2 separate regions of the Homo sapiens genome follow, and region 1 is linked to region 2. A link is an interaction called in ENCODE POLR2A ChIA-PET data of the cell type or tissue named here. Cell type or tissue: HepG2. All regions are shown on one strand. Each heading gives the region's core, and the rest is flanking DNA. Links, peaks and the distances in the headings are about the cores only. Region 1 overlaps LINC01089 (long intergenic non-protein coding RNA 1089). Region 2 holds the start of HPD (4-hydroxyphenylpyruvate dioxygenase).

Evidence for each region. ChIA-PET counts read pairs that join two places held together with the same protein. Peaks named below come from ENCODE experiments on the same cell type or tissue, not always from the same donor. Only the 100,000 strongest peaks of a DNase experiment are listed, where the experiment ranks them.
Region 1: POLR2A ChIA-PET joins it to region 2 with 11 read pairs; 19 of 35 experiments call an interaction of 5 or more read pairs at or near these places.

What each region holds. Positions count from the first base shown.
Region 1 is chr12:121,794,608-121,800,974 of GRCh38, forward strand. LINC01089 (long intergenic non-protein coding RNA 1089) reads right to left here. Exons shown (of 4, transcript NR_152740.1): 3 at 5,240-5,349; 4 at 660-1,635. It also overlaps a transcript of SETD1B not described here. Among named protein-coding and RNA genes, the nearest start is that of RHOF, 4.1 kb to the left of the region's middle. RefSeq lists enhancers at 70-610, 906-1,075, 3,312-3,853, 3,854-4,393, 4,394-4,933 and 2 more and silencers at 5,264-5,313, 5,344-5,763, 5,834-6,173, 6,184-6,253. In HepG2, for the core only: CTCF peaks have their summits at 512 (motif pointing right) and 2,678 (motif pointing left); DNase peaks (open chromatin) are centred at 494, 2,624 and 3,819; H3K4me3 peaks cover 1,396 bases.
Region 2 is chr12:121,857,269-121,866,670 of GRCh38, forward strand. HPD (4-hydroxyphenylpyruvate dioxygenase) reads right to left here and starts at 1,591. Exons shown (of 14, transcript NM_002150.3): 1 at 1,553-1,591; 2 at 1,419-1,445; 3 at 489-551; 4 at 60-164. The coding sequence starts at 1,555. TIALD (transcript inducer of AURKA lysosomal degradation) reads left to right here. Exons shown (of 3, transcript XR_002957437.2): 2 at 351-570. RefSeq lists enhancers at 2,733-3,250, 3,251-3,767 and a silencer at 4,755-5,049. In HepG2, for the core only: no CTCF peak of the experiment used is centred there; DNase peaks (open chromatin) are centred at 163, 1,823, 2,163 and 3,123; H3K4me3 peaks cover 1,926 bases.

The DNA of each region.
Region 1 (6,367 bases), core at 258-4,257, 62 kb before region 2:
ACTCTCCCATCCCCTGATCAAAACAGCTTATTTGTTGAGCACTTACTGTAGGCAGTGCTATCAGGGCTGCTGGCTGAATTACCCGTAACCCCCACCCCTCCTCTTACTCCTCACCCTGGGCGGGCTGACTGCCCTCTGCACCACCCAGATGAGTCGACAGGGTGGCAGAGGGACCCCCCCCTGGAGCCGGTCCACGGCAGACAGGCACGAGAGCATGGCCGAGAGTGGGATCCTACCAGCTGGGGTAGGAAGAGCCCATTTCTAACAAAACCCCCAACAGCAGCATGGTTGGGGGCAAGTGGCCTTCGTAGTTTCCTCAGATAGGGGCTGGCAGGACTCAGGATCTTTTTGCTGGCGACCCCACCCCGAAGACTCCCAGTTTTCAAGGTCTCGGCAAGGGTCATGTAAACCTCACTTCGTGGAGGAAAACCGCCAACCTGGCAGTTCCATGGTCAAGGTTCTCACAGTGCAAGCAAGGCACGGTCTGACCACCAGAGGGCAGCAGCGACCGCCCACAGAATCCCAAGACCACAGCAGAGCTGGGAAGGGGAGGCCGGGGAGGCACCCCAGGTTCTCAGTGGACGCCCTCTTCAGGCACTGGGCAAAGGGTAATCTCCTGGGTCAAGCACCCCCTAGACAAATGCACAGCAACTCATCCATTCCTTTTTTGCAACACGTTTATTGAGAGGCAGTTGTGCTCCAGCCTTCCAGGAGGTCACAGTCTTAGGGGAAGCAGTGCAATGGAGGTTGGAAGCAGGGGAACCCTTTACTGAAGGCTGAGCGCTGGCTGGCACACTAGGCCTGGCAGCACTGGAGGGCAGGCAGGGAAAGTAGGGTGGGTAACCCAGCCTGGCAAATGCACGGCAGCTAGAAAACCTCTTCAGGTTCTGGGGTGGCTGGGCCATGAGAGGGGAGGCCAGGCAGGGCTGTCAAGGTAACCGGGGTCAGATCATGGAGTTGCCTGCCAGGCTCCACAGGAGTGGGGGACAGAAGCAGAGCAACCCAGCTACCAGCCGGGCCCTGAGCTCCCTCAGGGTGACCAGGGAGGAGCTGTGACTGGCTGGGGAGGCAGGGCTGGGGCCGAGGTTCCCCAGGACGACAGGAGGGAGCCAAGGCACTCTAAGAGGTGGAAGAAGAGGACCAGAAGCTGGTGAGTGCATCACTGGAGCCCATAGGAGGGCTCCTGACTGTCCTCAAAAGCCTCAGACCTCAGTGTCCACTTTCTCCATCCAAGAAATGGGGCTGTGATCTCTGCTTATGACAGCACAAGCTTGCACAGAAGTGGAGGCGGGAAATAAGCACAAGTGTGCCTTCCCAGCCCGGCCTGGGTCCAGGCAGAACAGCTGATACTGGCCCCAGTCTGCCCACCCACCCCTGCTGGCCAGGAGGCTGGCAGAACCCCAGCCCCACCTGCCTGGAGCGCGTTTGATTTGGACTCGACTGTTGTGGTGATGGAGGGGGGCTGGATCTGTAGCTAAAAATACCTCGGAGCCAAGCCAGCTGCTCAGAGCTTCCTCGGAGGCTGGGCCGCGCTGGGCCCACTGAGGAACTGGGCATGCCCACCCAGGAGGTAGCTCCCTTACCTGCTAGAGGTTGAGGGCCTGAGTCACTCCCCCTTCCAGTCACCAGGAATTCCTGGAGAGTTTGAGAAAGCAAGAAAGATTCTTTAAGCTGGTTCCTGACACAACAGCTGTTAGGCCACTGAAGCCTGGGGGAGCGGCCGGGTGGCATTTGTGGGGTCAGCTCATCGGTGTCCACACAGGGGCCTATGCCATAGTGCGGCCAACAGGGAAACTGAGCCCTGGAGAGTTGCAGGGGCCCAGCCACTGCTGTGTTGTCAGAGCAAAGTCCAGCCAGCCCCAGTGAGGCTGGAGGCAACGCTGTGGCACCCACTTCCCTGGATGCCTGAGAACCCTGCAGAGGGGCCACCCACATGAGGCAGAAGACACTCAGCCTTCAGGGATGAAGCTACTCCCTGAGGTCCCAGGGACGGGAGCTGGCCTGGCAAATACATCTACCCTGCCTGAGCAGTCCCCAGGCCTTGGCTGCCCATGAGCACTCGGGGACAGGCCAGAGACAAGGCCACTCCTTGAGTGCTAAAAGTTCCCGTCACAAAAGCCAGACTCAGCAACAGCTCAAAACATTATTGTCCGGCCAGGCGCGGTGGCTCATGCCTGTAATCCCAGCACTTTGGGAGGCCGAGGTGGGCGGATCACCTGAGGTCAGTTTGAGACCAGCCTGACCAACATGGAGAAACCCTGTCTCTACTAAAAATACAAAATTATCCGGGCGTGGTGGCACATGCCTGTAATCCCAGCTACTCGGAGGCTGAGGCAGGAGAATCGCTTGAACCCTGGAGGCGGAGGTTGCGGTGAGCCCAGATCACACCATTGCCTGGGCAACAAGAGCGAAACTCTGTCTCAAAAAAAAAAAAAAAAAAATTATTGCTGGACCTGCTCCTCCCAGCGCTCAGGGGCAGGAGCTTGCTGGAAGTCACATGCCAGCTACAGATGCACTGGGCCAGACGACCTGAGATGGTGGTGCCACCTCACTGCACAGCCCAGGCAGAGGCTGTGTCTCCACCCAGAGGGTCCGAAAGGTCATGTTCCACGCTAGGGCTCCGGGCGGAGAGGCCGGAAGAGGCGGGGATGCCGGCGACTCAGTAGTAAGGCAAGTCCTGCCACCTCCTGGCCGGCCCTTCCGCTGGCGTGGCCCTCTCTCTGCAAGCCCTGGGGCCCAGCGCCAGCAGCGGCCCCGCCCCGCGTTCGCTGGGTGACCGGTGGGCGGGGCGCCCTCGAGGGACCAGCAGGAACAGCAGCAGGAGGACAAACTGCCTCACCCTCCCTGCCCCAAGAGGTGATGGTGGGGGGACAAAGAAAGAAGAGGGACCAAAGCAGAGAGAGAGGGGTACAGTCCAGCCAGGTGGGTCCCGACACCGTGCCGAGAACCACATCCAGACCACAGCTGAGCACCCAACAGCTCACTGATTGGATCCAGGGAGGGGAGAAACTGGCTGGAGCCCTCCAGGGTGCAGCTGGGAGGGAGACGTACATCAATTACTTAATTATCCAAAGCAGGTGGGGAGTAAAGACCCCACCCGGAGAGCAACGAAGACTCTAAAGGGAGGCGCCACACCCTCGGGCGGCAGAGGGTAACGTGAGAGCAACGGGGTTCAATGGCAGAGCCAAATTTAAAACAGGTTTCAGGGAGTATAGAAGGAGGAGGCTTTTGGGATATTAACAATGTGAACCTCAATTTTTATCAGGTGCTTTCGCCCTCTTGCTGTACTTGGGCAGCGGGGAGTCTGGGCAGGAACACTCTTCCCTCCCAGCAAAGGAGCTGGACCCAGCACGGCTCATCGGGGATTGAAGACCCAGCCCTGGCCCTCACAGGAGGAGCCAACAGCACCACGCCAGTTACTTCCAACCAGACAGTCCCGGGCAGGGATGCCAGCAGACAGCTGGCACGGGAGGAAGCCCAAAATAACCCAGACAGCTGGGGTGAGGGGGTGCCATGGGCACAGGCGCTGGCTGCCAAGTCAAGCCACCTGGAACCCCATCCTGGCTCTATTGGTGGTGGCCTTGTGACCTTGGGGAGTCACTTCTCCCCGGACCATGGGTGGGTGACCCAAATCTTGACCCCATCATGGAACAGCCCCTGTGGATGGGGAAAGGCCTGCAGCTGGACTCAACCACTCCAGAGGAGAACCGCGTTGGCCGCCTTCCCAGGGAGCGCCAGATTCCCCTTTGCCCTGAGGCAGGGACACGTGCTTCAGCAGGTGGGCTGGTGCGGGGGGAAGCTCTGAGGCAGCCCAGCCCCCACCCCCTGCAGCCACTCCCAGCAATAACCACGATCACAATGGAGGCCAACTAAAAGCTTGGGAGGAGGGCCTCTTTAACGCACTTAATCCTCCCACCACCCTTTCCAGCAGGCATCCTTATCACTTTACAGGGAGACACTCACCCAAGGTCACCAGCACTGAGAGATCCTAGCCCATGGCGAACTATCTCCCTTAACTTAGCACCAAGATACCTTTAGCAAGATCTCCTTGTTAATCCGAACAGGCCCCCAGAGCTCGGTGTAGCCCTCACAGCGGGAGTGGGGCACAAGTCCCAAATAGGGGAGGTGGTGTGATCAGGAGCACCTGGACCCAAATGGTTCATCAAAGCAATCACAAAGCAGAAATCACAAGGAGGGGGGCTCCGAGACCAAGGGCCGCCATCTCCAGCTGTGGAGCTTCTTAGACACTGAGATGGGAAACTATTCAATACATGAAGTCGGCTAGCGTTAGAATGAAATCAATTACTATGTGCCAAGCGTGGAACGTGGCACTTCTGCGTCAAAACCCCAGGTGTTACCAGGCTAGGGGCTGGAGTCTCAAAATGTGTTCCCAGACCACAGCATCAGCCTCACCTCACCTGGGAACTTGTTAGAAATGCCAGTCCTAAGGACCAACCCACTGAATCAGACACTTGGGCACCAGGCCCGGTGGTCCATTTTCAGTGAGCCCCCCTTCCGGTGTGATTCTGATGCCGGTTCCAGACTAAGAACCACTGATCTAGCCCTGTTTTCGGAGATGGAGAAATAGGCTTGGAGGCTATACCGCTTACGCAAGGCCATAGCTGTTCAATGGCTCGCCAGGTTTCAAATCCAGCTTTGTCTGGTTCTAGAAACAAGGCTTATATACAGGCCTGCCCATTCGGGGACTGGAGAAGAAAACAATCCCAGGAAGGTGGAGAAGCGTCAAGGAAGGCCCTTTCATAGAGAAAGGTGGCCGGAACCTCGGGTCTCTGTTCTTTGCCTCTCTAGCAGCCAGACATCAGAGGACGGCTCACACTGTCACCCCACATGCCCCACGGGGGCGGCTGGAGGGAAGGCCACAGCACAGTTGGGCTTTCTGACAGTGACCTGTGTCTTTCAGAAGTAGGCGGCACCCAGGGCCCTCCCCCCGCCGAAGAACACACAACTGGGAAATACTTGCAAGTGGATCCTCTCGTATGCTGCTATATTCGGCAGAGACTTACACGCCCCAAATGCCTGACAACAGAAGCTGACAGACGGGGATGGATGGCCCCGGCGGCCCAGCAGGCGGCCCTACGCGCTCGCAGCTGGGGGGGGGGGGGTGGGGTGGGGCGGGGCCGCAGAACCAGCCCGGCGTGTTTGGGGTTCGGCCCTCCCTGGGCTGCAGGCCAGAGCCCCCCAAATCTCCCTCACGGTCTGGGCAAGTACTCACACCTACCTTAGTGGGAGGACTGTCAGAGTCAAACTAGGCCTGCCCCTGCCGTTGACAGAAGGAAAGATTGTCCATTCGGGGGGTGCCCGAACGTCGCCCCTTCTCCGGCCCAGAACCTGGAGGAGAGGAAGGTGGAGGGCGGATCAGGGCGTTGGGGGAGAGAGATGTGACCGGCCGAATACACAGCAGACGGGCTCCGGGGCTGAAAGGGAGCACCCCAGACGCCGCCCCTCCCCCAGCGGCCCGGGCGGCCGGGGGTGGCTGAGTCAGAAGGTTCAACCCCGGCCCGGGCGGCGGCTCATCTGCATTTCCAAAGGCCCGCCCCGCCCGCACCCTCCCCGGGAAGGGCCGGAGATCTGAGGCTTCGCCGGGAGCCCCGCGCCTCGGGGGATCCCGGGGCCCCCCCTCCGCTTTCCCAGGCTTCCCCCACCTCCTGCCTGGAGAGCTGGGCTGGAGGGCTGCCCAACGGGGCGTCTGCGGCCACCCCGAGGGCCTCCCGCCCTGAGTGAGGACAAAGGGGGCGACCCCCCGCCCCGCGCTGACTCGGCTCTCAGAGGGCGACTGGGAGGTCGGACCTGGGCGCCCAGAGCTGGGTGGGCAGCGGGGGGCGGCCTGGGGTCAGGGCCAGGCCGGTCCGCGGCTTCCGGAGGAGCCGGTGGGACCCGGGGCGGCCTCGAAGCCCCGCCGACCCCGTGGCCCTCGGCTGCGGGCGCCCGCGCAGGACAAAGACGAAAGAGGGAAGCGGTCCGGGGCGAGGCCTCCTGGTGCCCGCGTGGGCCGCCGGGTCGCCCAGCCCCCTACCCCTGCCGCTCCTCCCGCCCGGCGCGCGGCGGCCGCCACCGCCCCAGCCACGGGCAGCGCGCGAAATGGCGCCCATCAGGCCGCCGCGCCCGGCTGAGGCGAGCGCGGGAGGCGCGGCGCGCGACGCCCCCGAGGCCCACGGCCCCCGAAACGGCCCCCGACACCCGGTCGCCAGCGCTGCGCCCCGCGGGCTCTCGGGGCCCGACCTGGCCGCGGGCCCGCCTCCTGCTCCGGGCTCCCCACGACCGGGGGGACGGAGGAAAGGAGGAAGGAAGGAAAGAGAGCCGCCGCCATTAGCAAAGCAGCCCTGCCCGGCTGGGCCCGCCTGCCAGA
Region 2 (9,402 bases), core at 1-4,000:
GGGGTTTCACCATGTTGGCCAGGCAGGGGTTGGGGGCTGTCCTGGGGGTGGTGACTCACCTTCCCTTGTTTGATTACATGGCTGACCACCTCCCGGGAACCGGTCTCCAGGCCCCTGTAGGCTAGAGGTTCAAAGCCCATCTTGCTGCAGTAGAATGACGTGGCCTGAATCACAGGGTTGCAGCAGGGTTCATGAGGGTCAAGGGGCCAGCATGGGGGACTTCCGCAAGAGAGCCCCTGGCCCCCCTCAGCCTGCCTGCCCTATTGCCTCAGGGGCAGAGACCCTCCTGGGAAGATAGACTGCTGCCTGCACATTTTGCTGACAGATAACTTTCCCGCTGGTGTAATTAGGATTCAGAGTATCTGGCCCACCCCTGGCCTGATCCTCCCTCCCAAGGGCCAATCACAGACCCTGCTGGAGGCCTGCCCTTGTCAGGCAGCCCTCTGCCCTGCCGTCTGCTCACTCCAGCACCTTGCCCCGGCTTCTACCTGCTTGGCGTTGCCAACCCAGAAGGTCACAGAGTGGAAGTGGAGGAATCGGCCTCTCTCAGGCTGCAGAAGGAGAGAAGAGGTGAGGTTGAGTCCCTGAAAGTGAGTCTAGAAAAGTGCGGGTGGAGTGATGTCCCCTAGCCACCCTCCTTATTCCAGCCTCAACCACAGAACTTAGGAGCAGCGGAACCCCATGCAGCCTTGCCAAGCCTCAAAAGAGGTTTCTCATGTGGAAGTTGAGCTCCTGGGTGTCTTGGATGGGGAAACCCCCTCAGGAGGCCTGCCAAGGTTTCACACAGGGAAATAGACTTATGTTGCAGCAATATGGATTTAAGTTAGACCTTAGAAAGAACTTCCAGATGGGATTAAAAGATTGGCAGGCATTTGAGAAGGGGTACAGGTTTTGTTTTGGTTTTTGTTTCTGAGATGGAGTTTTGCTCTATTGCCCAGGCTGGAGTGGAGTGCAGTGGTGCAATCTTGGCTCACTGCAACTTCCGCCTCCCAGGTTCAAGCGATCCTAGGGTTCAAGTGATCTCCCCCACCTTAGCCTCCTGAGTAGCTGGGATTACAGGGGTGCGCTACCATGCCCGGCTAATTTTCGTATTTTTAGTAGAGACGGGGTTTCCTCATGTTGACCAGGCTGGTCTCGAACTCCTGACCTCAAGTATTTGCCTGCCTTGGCCTCCCAAAGCACTGGGATTACAGGCATGAGCCACCATGCCCGGCCAGGATACAAGTTTGTTGTGAGGGTGAGGTTGAGTCCAGCTCAGTCTCGGGGAGCCCCGGGGGTAAAGCTGAGTGTGCAGGCATGCACGTCATGTATCCACTCCAGTCCTTCCTCTTCTGCTCTCTGCTGAAACCCCAGTCTCCCTGCACTCCGACCCCCTTCTAGACTCAGGCCCCTACATTTCCCACATTTCGCCTGCTTACCTTTGCCCCTTTGTCACTGTAAGTCGTCTAAGGAGAAAAAGAAGGACAGTGAGACTTGGAGGTTCCAACACAAGGTGCTTCTGGAAGCGTTACTGAAGATGTCCCACCCAAGGGGAGATGGCCATGGCACTTACCATGATTGATCTTAGTCAAACCTCCTACTGGGACTAGAGGCCTGGGGAGTGCTGGGCCGGAGTATTTAACCCCAAGCAGGTCCCGCCCAGGCCTCCTGGCCTACCTGGGGGATGGGGTGGGGAGCTGAGCCCAGCCCTGGAAGGTTCCAGGCCTGGGGACCTCTGATCCAGCCGCAGCCTCATTGAACAGGATGGTGTTGCCAGGCCCAGAGAGGGGCAGTGACGTCCACTAGTCAGTGGGAGGCAGAGTCAGGGCCAGAAGCCAAGGGCAAGCTTTTCCAGGACGCTGGGAATGTGACCATTACTGCCCAGAATCCAAAGCTCAGAAGCCAAGGCCGGCTGGAGTGCAGTGGCGGCTCCAGAACTCTTGCCTAGAGGAAATTTGAGGGGGCATTTGGAGACTGGCCCCAAAGTCCTGTTTGCGTCACAGCGTTGTATTCCATAGCTCTGAGAGGCACGGCAGGAGAAGGTTTGCATCCTGGCTCTGTTACATACAGTGTGACTTGGGAAAATCACCATATCCCTTTGAGCCTCATTTGTAAAACAGGAATGAGAATAGTGTGGTGGGGATTAAAGGAGATAAGCACGCTCTTTGGAACAGGACCTGGCACACAGGACACTCTCAGTGTTGGTTATAATTCATTGGGACAGAGAACATTCCTAGGCCATGAGGTCAGCAAGCGGCAGGGAAGAACTGGAACATGAACCGGGCTATTCTAACTCCAGGACCCACACTTTAAATTGCTAGATTGCCCTCTATACAAATGGGAGATATTGATATCCCCATCAGATGGGGAAACTGAGGCCTGGAGAGGTGAACACATGTCTCCCAGGTCATGGAACTGGTAAGAGCAGAGCCCCAAACTCTGGCCTGTTTGATTCTGAAGTTGGATCTCATTGCACCAGTGCAGACCACTTCTCCCTCCTTTTCTCTATTTTCTGGGCCATTCAGGAGGCAGGCAAGGTGGTCCCACCCCCTTATTCTGCCTGTCCTGGGCCTGCCCAGTGTGCTCCCAGTGTCCACCTCAGCTCCTTAAGTCTAAATTTCCAACTGGGGGCCGGGGGTGGTGGCTCACGCCTGTAATCCCAGCACTTTGGGAGGCCAAGGAGGGAGGATCACTTGAGGCCAGGAGTTTGAGACCAGCCTGGCAACATGGTAAAACCTCATCTCTACTAAAAATACAAACATTAGCTGGGCACGGTGGTGCACGTCTGTAGTCCCAGCTACTCAGGGGACTGAGGCAGGAGGATCACTTGAACCAAGGAGGCAGAGATTGCAGTGAGCAGTGATCATGCCACTGCCCTCCAGCCTGGGTGACAGAGTGAGACTCCATCTCAAATAAATAAATAAATATCCAACTGGGAAAACTTGAGTGGAGGTGGCCCAGGGTGGATCTCACAGGCCCAGAAGGTTCCCATGGAGGAGAAGAGCTCTGTGTAGCCTGCCTATCCCCTCCAGGCCAGCAGGAACATCTTGTCACTTTGATTGCTGTGGCCAACTCAAACCCCCACTCCTGGAGCCTGCCCTGGCTTATATGCTAAGCACAAAGGCCAATGTTTACTAACTCAAGGAAGTGTGTCAACAGCAGTGGGTTGCAAAGGCTGGCAGGCATCTAGAGGTAGGAACTCTGTCCCCAACACTGTAGGTCTCAGTCCCATGCTGGGTGCACCCCTAGATGCCATTCACATGTCTGGGCAGAGAGCAGGGAGGCAAGCCTGCAGGGCCCAGTATCCAGAGTCCCCTCCCTGATGCTCTCTGTTCAGGCTGGGCTCCACTGGATAACAGATCAGCAGTGGCTGGGTGTGACTGTCTCTGTTCTTCATGCCCGACCATGCAGAGGTGGGTTCCAGAGGCCTTGCTCAAGAAGCTCACTGATCAGATGGGTTCATAGGACGCATCCTTGAAAATACCCTGGTGTGCAGAAAAGCATTCACCTAGCTGGGCCTGGTAGTGAGCACCTGTAGTCCCCAGCCACTCAGGAGGCTGAGGTGGGAGGATCACTTGAGTCCAGGAGTTAAAGGTTGCAGTGAGCTATGATCACGCCACTGCACTCTAGCCTGGGGAACAGGGTGAGAACTTGTATCAAAAATAGATAAGGCAGGGCCCAGTGGCTCACACCTGTAATCCTAGCACTTTGGGAGGCCGAGGAGGGAGGATCACTTGAGGTTAGGTGTTCGAGACCAGCCTGGCCAACATGGTGAAACCCTATCTCTACTAAAAATACAAAAATTAGCCTGGATGCAGTGGCTCATGCCTATAATCCTAGCACTTTAGGAGGCTGAGGCGGGTGGGTCACCTGAGGTCAGGAGTTTGAGACCAGCCTGACCAATATGGTGAAACACCGTCTCTACTAAAAATACAAAAATTAGCTGGGCATGGTGGCAGGCACCTGTAGTCCCATCTACTTGGGAGGCTGAGACAGGAGAATTGCTTGAACCCAGGAGGTGGAGGTTGCAGTGAGCCGAGATCATGCCACTGCACTCCAGCCTGAGCAACAGAGTAAGACTCTGTCTCAAAAAAAAAAAAAAAATTAGCTGGGTGTGGTGGTGTGTGCCTGTAATCCCACCCAGCTACTTGGGAGGCTGAGGCAGGAGAATCACTTGAACCCAGGAGGTGGAGGTTGCAATGCGAGATTGTGCCACTGCGCTCCAGCCTGGGCGACAGAATGAGACCCTGTCTCAAAATAAAGAAATAAGTAAGTAAGTAAGTAAATAAAATGGAACAAGTCTCAGTTACTGATAGTTCTTACTATAGTGTTTGCTAATATTACAGCTTCTGGAAAAAAACATGAAAAAGAGGCAATCTCTAAATGGAGATACACTTTCAGGGTTTTAAAAAGCAGTTTTTAGTTGCTAATGAGCCCTTGTGAAACCACACAGCTGACCCTTAGAGTCATGATTTTCTAGCTGATAGGGATCTTTTTACAGGCGTCCACCCGGGCTCTGAAACTGACAGACTTAAAGGGCTTAAGAAAGCCTCGCTTCGCTCTTAGCCTCGAGACAAACAGTCTCTTGGCTTAGCTACTGCAGAAGAAAATCCTGAATTCACGAATTCTAGTTTTCCAAACCTGATCCCAAGCTGAAAGCTCTGCAAGGGGACGGTTGCTTGAGCCCAAGAGGTCGAGGCTGCAATGAGCTATGATCGCACCACTGCACTCCAGCCTCGGTGACAGAGTGAGACCCTGTCTTAAAAAAAGAGAAAAAAAAATGCTGAAACCTGATGCTGTCTGCTGTGAGCTGTTTCAGTGTCAGCATGAATTCTGCCAAACTAAAAAAATGGGCAAAATTGCTCCACTCAACACACAGGACTTTAACTCTAGGACCCTGGCAGATTAGAGACATCCCTCCCTGGGGCCATATGCTGTGCAAACATCGTGGATGCTGCTGGACAGTGTGGGTCACTTACAGATGTCCATGATGAAAGAGTTCCTCTCTAATGGGACCATTTACATTGGGCTGCTCTTCAGCTCTGCATTTCTTTTTTTTTTTTTTTTGAGACGGAGTCTCGCTCTTGCTGCCCAGGCTGGAGTGCAATGGTGCGATCTCGGCTTATTACAACCTCCGCCTCCCAGGTTCAATCGATTCTCCTGTCTCAGCATCCCAAGTAGCAGGGATTACAGGCATGTGCCACCACGCCCAGCTAATTTTGTATTTTTAGTAGAGATGGGGTTTCACCATGTTGGTCAGGCATGTCTCGAACTCCTGACCTCAGGTGATCTGCCCACCTCGGCCTCCCAAAGTGCTGGGATTACAGGCGTGAGCCACCGCTCTCGGCCTTTTTTTTTTTTTTTTTTTTTTTTTTTTTGAGACAGAGTCTCCCTCTGTGGCCCAGGCTGGAGTGCAGTGGCGTGATCTTGGCATCTCGGCTCAATGCAAGCTTTTTTTTTTTTTTTTTTTTTTTTTAGGCTGGAGTGCAATGGTGCAATCTCGGCTCACTGCAAGCTCCACCTCCAAGGTTCACGCCATTCTCCTGCCTCAGCCTCCGGAGTAGCTGGGAATACAGGCACCTGCCACCTGGCTCAGCTAATGTTTTGTATTTTTAGTAGAGATGAGGTTTCACCGTGTTAGCCAGGATGGTCTCAATCTCCTGACCTCGTGATTCGCTCGCCTTGGCCTCCCAAAGTGCCGGGATTATAGGCGTGAGCCACCGCGCCCGGCACCCCCCCTCCTTTTTTTTTTTTTAAGATGGTCTTGGGATGTCTCCCAAGCTGAAGTGCAATGGCGTGATCTCTGCTCACTGCAACCTCCGCCTCCTAGGTTCAAGTGATTCTCCCGCCTCAGTCTCCCAAGTAGTTAAGACTACAGGCATGCGCCACCACACCAAGCTAATTTTTGTATTTTTTATCAGAGACAGGGCTTCGCCATGTTGGCGAGGCTGATCTCGAACTCTTGGCCTCAGGTGATCTTCCCGCCTCGGCCTCCCAAAGTGCTGGGATTACAGGCGTGAGCCACTGCGCCCAGCCAGCTCTGCATTTCTGGTGCTGATTCCTTCCTAACTTGTGATTCCTGCCCAAAGCAACAAGCCGAGAGAGGGTACATCACAGGGACCGTGATCCTTCCACGCACTCCTTCAGACTGGACTCTCAAAACTCCCCACCAAATGTTTCACTGCAGTTGATCGTTGTGTCTGACTTTCTCAATTCGTTGCAATTTGCAACAATGGACTAATAGCCTGATTCTCCTTCCCGCATCTTTGTCCTGACGTACTCACCTTAGTAAGGCTGTCTGTTAAATGCAACTGTCCCTCAAAAGGCATTATTTCTTCTATGCTGCTCACTACAGAAATGATCAGAATGAAAAGCATTGGTGGCGAGCCAGGAGCAGTGGCTGACACCTGTAATCCCAGCACTTTAAGAGGCTGAGATGGGGGGATCCCTTGAGCCCAGGAGTTCAAGGGTACAGTGAGCTATAATTGCACCACTGCACTTCAGCCTGGGCAGCAGAATGAGACCCTGTCTCTAAAAGAAAAAAAAAAAGAAAGAAAAGGGTGGAGAGTTATATAAGCCCATTTTGGAAATTTGTGAAAATCCAGGATTTTGCCCCTTCCACTTCCTGAACCTGAAATGAAGCTTTCTGGTTAAGTTGTATAAAAATGTTTTTCTGTGAAAAGGTTTTTGTCCCTCTTGGCTGGGCACGGTGGCTCATGCCTGTAATCCCAGCACTTTGGGAGGCCAAGGCAGGCAGATCATTTGAGGTCAGGAATTTGAGACCAGCCTGGCCAACATAGCGAAACCCTGTTTCTACTAAAAATACAAAAAAAAAAAAAAAAAAAAAAATTAGCTGGGCATGGTGGTACACACCTGTAATCCTAGCTACTCAGGAGGCTGAGGCAGGAGAATCACTTGAACCCGGGAGGCAGGGTTCATTGAGCTGAGATCGTGCCACTGCACTCCAGCCTGGCGACAGAGCAAGACTCTGTCACACAAAAAAAAGAAAAAATATCTTATTAAAGCCAGGTACAGTGGCTCATACCTGTAATCCCAGCACTTTGGGAGGCGGAGGCAGGAGGATCACTTGAGGCCAGGGGTTCAAGACCAACCTGGGCAACCTAGTGAGACCCTGTCTCTACAAAAAGTTTAAAAAGTAGCCGGCTATAGTGGTGCATGCCCGTAGTCCCAGCTACTCAGGAGGCTAAGTGGGGAAGATCTCTTGAGCCCAGGAGCTTAAGACTGAAGTGAGCTATGATTGTACCATTGTACTCCAGCCTGGGCAACAGAGGGAGGCCCTGACTATTAAAAAAAAAAAAAAAATGGCCGGGCGCAGTGGCTCACGTCTGTAATCCCAGCACTTTGGGAGGCCAAGGCAGACGGATCACGAGGTCAGGAGATCGAGACCATCCTGGCTAACATGGTGAAACCCCGTCTCTACTAAAAATACAAAAAATTAGCCAGGCATGGTGGCAGGCGCCTGTAGTCCCAGCTACTTGGGAGGCTGAGGCAGGAGAATGGAGTGAACCCGGGGCGCGGAGCTTGCAGTGAGCCAGGATTGCACCACTGCACTCCAGCCTGGGCGACAGAGTGAGACTCCGTCTCAAAAACAACAACAACAACAACAACAACAACAAAAAACTCCTGTTATAGACAATACCCACATTAATTCCCATCCTCAATTTTAAGGCTATTATCACTTCCACTGGTTCATCTTAGGGTAGAAAATATTATAAACGTCTGGGCATATTGGCTCACGCCTGTAATCCCAGCACTTTGGGAGGCTGAGGTGGGTGGATCACTTGAGGTCAGGAGTTCGAGACCAGCCTAGTCAACATGGTGAAACCCCGTCTCTACTAAAAATACAAAAATTAGCTGGGCATGATGGCGGGCACCCGTAGTTTCGGCTACTCGGGAGGGTGAGGCAGGAGAATCGCTTGAACCTGGGAGTCGGAGGCTGCAGTGAGCTGAGATCATGCCAGTGCACTCTAACCTGGGCGACACAGCGACACTCTCTTTCTTTCTTTCTTTCTTTCTTTGAGACAGAGTTTCGCTTTTGTTGCCCAGGCTGGAGTGCACTGGCATGATCTCAGCTTACTGCAACCTCCGCCTCCCGGGTTCAACCAATTCTCCTGCCTCAGCCTCCCAAGTAACTGGGATTATGGGTGCCCGCCACCACACCCGGCTATTTTTTGTATTTTTAGTAGAGATGGGGTTTCGTCATGTTGGCCAGGCTGGTCTCACACCCTGACCTCACGTGATCTGTCCGCCTTGGCCTCCCAAAGTGCTGGGATTACAGGCATGAGCCACTGTGCCCAGCCACGACACTCTCTTTCAAAAAAAAGGAAAAAAAAAAAGAAAGAAAATATTATAAACAAAGTAATCTAAAGTAATCTAAGTATCCATCAACAGGAGATTGGCTTAATACAATAAAACATTAACTATTAAAAATAATCAAGAGGCTGGGTGTGGTGGCTCATGCCTGTAATCCCAGCACTTTGGGAGGCCAAAGCGGGAGGATCACCTGAGGTCAGGAGTTCAAGGCCAGCCTGGGCAACATGGCGAAACCCCATCTCTACTAAAAAAATAAAAAGAGCTGGGCGTAGTGTTGGGCGCCTGTAATCCCATCTACTCGAGAGGCTGAGGCACAAATTGCTTGAACCTCAGAGGTGGAGGTTGCGGTAAGCCTAGATTGAGCCACTGCACTCCAGCCTGGGCAACAGAGTGAGACTCTGTTTTTTAAAAAACAAAGCAAAACAAAACAAAAAGGTGGGGCGCCGTGGCTCACGCCTGTACTCCTAGCACTTTGGGAGGCCGAGGTGGTTGGATCACGAGGTCGGGAGATCGAGACCATCCTGGCTAACACGGTGAAACCCTGTCTCTACTAAAAATACAAAAACAAAATTAGCCAGGCATGGTGGCAGGCGCCTGTAGTCCCAGCTACTCGGGAGGCTGAGGCAGGAGAATGGTGTGAACTCGGGAGGCAGAGCTTGCAGTGAGCAGAGATCTTGCCACTGCACTCCAGCCTGGGGGACACAGCGAGACTCCGCCTCAAAAAAAAAAAAAAAAGAATAAATAAACTTTCTAGATGTTCTAGATGGTGATGGGAAAAAGCTCTAAGATATGTTACGTTTAAAAAAAAAAAGGCACGGAGCAGTGTATATAAGTTACCATTTGTGTAAAAAAAAAACCCCACAGTTTACAGATGGTTTTAATTTTGTTCTTACAGTTTATTTGAATTTTCCACAGTACAAAACATGCCAACGGTTCTCAGCCATTTGACGGAGTTTAAATAAAGAGAACCAATGCAACCTTGCCATTTGGAATCTTCTGCTGTTGGGAGCACCCCAAGCTTAGTGACTTCAGGGTTTATTTCATACTTCTCTGCACATCTAGTTGGCCTTTCTGGTTCTGCAGCAAAGT